Regions from separate parts of the Mus musculus genome. Here region 1 is linked to region 2. The links are chromatin contacts, found by Hi-C in ENCODE. All regions are on one chromosome and are shown on one strand. Each heading gives the region's core, a stretch centred on a gene start or an enhancer-like site at or near the end of the contact. The rest is flanking DNA. Distances are from core to core; before and after follow the strand shown. Region 1 has its middle 13 kb from the start of 1700016G22Rik. Region 2 overlaps Gm35330 (a long non-coding RNA gene).

Evidence for each region. Hi-C counts contacts between places; a loop is a spot of excess contacts on that map.
Region 1: a loop to region 2 is called in a map of heart, with 2.2 times the contacts of the local background. The contact joins two enhancer-like sites. A Hi-C loop is called at or near these places in 4 of 37 maps with a recorded cell type or tissue (T-helper 2 cell, adrenal gland and heart).

What each region holds. Positions count from the first base shown.
Region 1 is chr13:5,843,978-5,846,677 of GRCm38, reverse strand. No RefSeq gene overlaps it. Among named protein-coding and RNA genes, the nearest start is that of 1700016G22Rik, 13 kb to the left of the region's middle. Within about 2 kb of position 1,367, at least 1 of the 3 ENCODE cell types and tissues checked has a DNase peak (open chromatin) inside an H3K27ac peak, as active enhancers do.
Region 2 is chr13:5,712,144-5,714,843 of GRCm38, reverse strand. The region is part of intron 1 of Gm35330 (a long non-coding RNA gene); the gene reads left to right. Among named protein-coding and RNA genes, the nearest start is that of Gm35330, 11 kb to the left of the region's middle. Within about 2 kb of position 1,422, at least 2 of the 3 ENCODE cell types and tissues checked have a DNase peak (open chromatin) inside an H3K27ac peak, as active enhancers do.

The DNA of each region.
Region 1 (2,700 bases), core at 118-2,617, 130 kb before region 2:
TGTTGGATTAATTGCTTTTGATTGCCAATTATCATACCTGCAAAGTTTTAATAGACAAAGGTAAACTTCAGATTATGCCAGGTCATAATGAAAAAAAATCAGAATTTTAGTAAAACTCTAGTATTTAGTAATGTGTTAAGAATTATATATAAGGTTATATTTATGTTTTTGTGTATATACACGTACATATGTAACAACAAAAACAAAATAAATGAGGTTATCAATTTGAGACTGAATGGGTTAGAAAAGAAGAGTTTGAGAGATGTAAAGGAAGGAGGGAAGTGATATATTTTAATTAAAATATTTTTTGAAAGTTTATCGAGGGTCTGGAGAGATGGCTCAGCAGTTAAGAGCATTGACCCTTCACATAGCAGCTCAGACCCATCTGTAACTCCAGTTCCAGGCTTCTGACACTCTCACACAGACATAATGCAGTCAAAAAAGCAATAAACATAAAATTATGTTCAAAATCAGTTTATCTAAACAGACCAGGCTCCGGCTAAGTATAGAAATGTTAGTATTTAGGGCTGAGAGGTTTTCTATCTGGACTCCAATACCCTAACCCATCCCCTTTAAAAATAGTAAACATATCTTCTATAGCTTATAGCAGTCATTTGATCCTAACATTTGTGAAAAACCTGTTTTGCAACATTTTAATAATGGCTTATCAAGAAATTCTTTCTTATTTGCTAGAATGCATAAATTAAAAACCTGAAAACAAGCATGGTTGCCTTGCGGTAGGTTTTTTTTTTTTTTTTCAAACGAGCCAACAAAACGGAATATAATATATGATCTTTTCTGGTCTAGCCCAGGCTGAGTCATTTCCTGTTTCAATAACAAGGATGTCATCAGCTAAACTCCAAGCAGCACAGTTTGTCACTGTGTGTGGCTTTATTTGTACATGTTGCTAGAAGGTTCTTAAGGAGCGTACACTCATTATTTTAATACCAGAAAAGAACCTTCCAGTGAGCACCTTTGGCTCTGGTTGGTGCTTCTGTATTATTTATGCTATAGCTAATCTGAGTGGGGAAATGAATGTATGCCCAGCTACATACAGTCACACTCGATGACACCGTAATTCTGTCTTGGGAATTCATAATTTACTCAGGTCACCAAGGTAGTTCACTCCAGTGTGGAATGTTTACCCAAATGTTGAGCTCTGGGCTCCAGTGCCAGCGGATATCAGAACTGAGAATGGTAAGGTCCGGATGTTGCCTGGATTTGCTGGTGTGACCCACACAGCAGCCACACTCCTCTCTGATTTCTTTGTCTAAAGGTTCTAAGATTCTTTTCCTAGAATCACAAGAGGGAGTTTGCACTGTTTACATGGTCAGCGCTCAGCGCACAGTGTTCTCTGAGTTGGTCCCGCTGAGACCCGTCGCCATGCCGATTGTAAATGACTCATCTGCATGAGTCAGCGTCTTCAAGGCGAGATGGCTATCTATTGCCTTTGTGCTACTATTTTTCCCAATTGGTGTTGTCCAGCAGCTGCAGATTCCAAACTATGTGCCTGTTTCTAGAATCCAGGAAACGTTGTTCATGGTTCAGGCAACATCCCCGCAAAGGGTAGGAGGCACAGGATTTAGATTTCTCATCAGACCCCTTTAATGTCTTTCTCAATTGACTTGAGTACGTTTCTCAGTATCAGGGGAAGCATTTCAGGAATTTTCTAGGTCTTACCTGTGAGAAGCCATTCTGATGACTCACAGGGATGGGACATTCCCCCTAGATTAAGGATTAAAGCAAAACAAAAAGAATCCTATTAGAAGAGGGGATTTCCTGGTGAAAAGAGAACCCTAAACCAAAAGACACCCACTTTTGTCTGAGCTTAAAAATCGTATTGCTTGTCACACAGAGCAGAAGGATCTTAAGGATCACACTTTCAAACCCTCATAGAGAATTATATTATGACTCAATTTCCCCTCCAGTGTATCTTAAAAATTCATCAGAGTCTAACGATACAGGCCTCTTTTGGTTGCAATAATTAACATCATATTGGCATTCAGTATGACTCTAAGTTCTGCATAAGTGTCTAAGGCGGTGATAGACAGGGTGGAATTGCTAAGTAAATGTTTACTGTAGGTTATAAAATATGAATAAAATGGGCATGGCTGTTTTCCTGTTACTTGCAGCCCCGGGGTTACTTTCTGGGTGAGCAACATGTGACCACCTCTGAATCAGTTACAACTGTAACTGTAAGCCTCATGGACTGAGATCCTGTGGATCTGACTCCTCCATGAGTTGCTAGGCTTCCGTTTCATAAACACCGTTGAAGAATTAGTTGCTATGTAACTTCCAACACCCTTGGATTAGTCCCACATTCTCCTAGGGGAGGGTGATGCTCATATTGGGGAAAAAAAACTCTTTCTAAAAAGGTGGCCCATCTTCTGTCCATGGCCACAGACACAGATTATTCCCAGTCTCAAAGCTACTATTTGGGGATAGAGAAATAGTTTGATTTCAGTCCATTTAAATGGTGTGGTCCCTCATCAGCAGACAGAAGCAGTCCCATGAAGAATGGAAGAAATGCTAAGACTACCATGGATTACTTCCATTTACCAAGAGTTTACAGGCAGAGCTTCAACCAGGCTACTCATTTCCTGCTTTGCCTCCAACAGAACCGGTTCAATCCTGTACTTATCTCCACTTCGTCCTAGCCCTTCAGGCTCCCTCCTTGGTGGTCAGGGTTTTGCATTCAGA
Region 2 (2,700 bases), core at 173-2,672:
TGATTTATAGACTCTATCTGAAGCAGCACACATCAGGAACATTTATCATATTCTAGATGTAGTTGTAGATGAAGTTGACCTAGGTAGTTCCAGGGAGGCAAACATTTGAAATGAGTCCCGGAAACGTTTTTCATCTTGAATTGGCATTGAAATATACGGATCGGATGTCTTGGCTTATGTCTACGGGCTGTTCATAGGGTTAATTCTATTATGGAATGGCACTATTCTGTTTCTCTGCCCAGTGTGTCTAAAGTTACCTTCTGTAATGGGTAGTATACAGCTTTGGCCACCAGATGTAACTGTCCCTGACTTGAGCCGTAACAATAGCTCCAACCTCACTTGCGAAGAGCAACCAAAACAAGCTGAGGAAAACGCTTCCTTGCCGAAAGAACACGTGTTCCAGAACGCGAGCTGCAGCAGACAGGCTACGTTCTTCTGCAGTTGACATTCTTTCCCCACTGACTTATTTTTACTTTCTGTTTGACTTGGCTTGCTTTTCTTTTTCCCTAAACGGTTTCTTCAGTCCTTCCTCCCTGGTAGGGTTTCCAGAGTGAAAGTCCTTTCTGCCCACACTTCGCAGAACTCAATGCAGACTCTTGTCCAGGGTCACTTGACGTCAAGGCTGACTTTTAAGTTTGCCAGAAAGACGATCTTTAGGGAACAGTTGACACCATCACTTTCTCTCTTTAGCATACAGCTACAAGCTGCCGAAGTTTATAGTTTACAAATTGCATTTCTAAACAATTTAATAAAAGGAAGACAAGAGGAGACTTTGAACACTGACAACTAACTCTTTTAAAAGACTTTTAACATCAGCATGTGTTAATTCATTACTCACTCCTCTCCCTCTCTCCTTGAGTTTTAAAATGCTTTAAACATTCCATTGCTTTTAGAATGCATACTTAAAAATCATTTATTTCTATCCCCTGAGATCATTCTATATTGTTTACTTTGTATGCTTGGATGATGTGCCCTCTGGATCTTAATAAAATCTACTTGAAAGCTTACATTGTGCTTATTTATAATTTTGAGTCTGTAGAAATTTCTCCGTTTAACAATAACTTTCTTGACTCTGTTCTCTGACATAAAAAATGGTTCTTGAAACCTTCTCTCTTCTCTTACTATTTAATCCATCCCATGACACCTTTTCCCCCTCCCTTTATTTTTTTTAACAGCCTGTCACTGAGTATTTGTTTACCAAATGTTACTTTTCTTGGATAAAATCTATTTTTGAGGCCTGCAAAAGCCAACAACTGTTTGATGCTGTCAGGCTTCGCTTTTATTTATGCATGAATAACATAAATAACTTGAAAATGACCCTAGCCTGTTTTTCTCAGATTTAGAGAGAGAGAAAAAAGTGCTTCCGGGCAATGTTTATGCCAAACCTCCTCATGCCAACTTTCCGGTTTTGGTGCCAACTGGTGTTTACAGCCAAGTTGTAAACCTTTGGTAAACACGACCCGTAATAAAAAGGCCAAGACAACCTGAACCAGGGCACTAAGGAATGGGTGTAAGTTTACTCTAAGACCAAAATTCTAACAGGAACAGAAGTGGGGAGTCAGCCAACTATGAAGTGCTCTCTCCAACCCACTGTAGCATGGAGAATACACAAATGATGGGTTTGTCTGCTAAGATCCCATTAACCCCACTTAGGCATTTTATTGGTTTCCTTTGCCACTGATTCAGAGAAGCCCAGTGATAAATTCAAAGTACCAGCTTTTATGTTGCCCAGTGGTTTGTTGTTGTTTGTTTGTTTGGTTGGTTGGTTGGTTGGGTTTGGTTTTGAATGTAAACTCTAACCAGGAGTAGAGATAAGAGCCTTAGCCTTGAGATGCTGTGTTATGTTGATAAGGACTGGCCAGAGTGCTTAAGAAAGAATCAATAGGCCCTTTTAAAATAAATTCAGAGATACCCATCCATGCCTACATTTTTTGAGTATGATGTATTCTGTATGTTGTTTATAAAACGCAAAGAAAAATATGTTCTTTATTATTTTTATTATTACTATTACTGCTACTAGTAGTACTATTCTCTCATATATCTCATTTATTTCCCCCTTCCACCCAGTCTTCCCTCCTTTCCCTTCTCCAGATCTACTTCTCCATTTCCCTTCCGAAGAGGGCAGGCCTCCCAGGGATATCAACCAAAGGTGCCATATTCAGTTGCAATACTATGAGGCACCTCCTACTTTGTTAGGATTCTATTTAGTGTGTGTGTGTGTGTGTGTGTGTGTGTGTGTGTGTGTGTGTGTATGTGTATGTGTGTGTGTGTGTGTGTGTGTGTGTGTGTGTGGTATGTGTGTATGTGTTTGTGTGCATGTTTGGAGGTATGCACAAATTTGTGCCTGTACATGTGCCTATGTGAGCATGTAGAGATTAGAAATCTATGAGGTTGTGTTCCCTCGTCACTTTCCCCTTATTTTATAGAGACAGGTCTCTCATTGGACCTGGAAGCAGACTGTCTGGCAAGAAAGCCCCAGGGAGCCTCCTGTCTCTACCTACCTAGAACAGCAGCCTCCATGAGAGATTTTTATGTAAGTTCTGGATATCTAATTCAGGTCTTCACGCTTGAGGGAAGTACTCTACACACTGATTGCTTCACTGCCTCAGAGCCTTATTTATGATTCTGTATAAGTAGTTTATTTCCTTGGAGTGAGACCCAGGCGTCTAATTGGCCTCCAAAATTGAGCAGGGACATCTA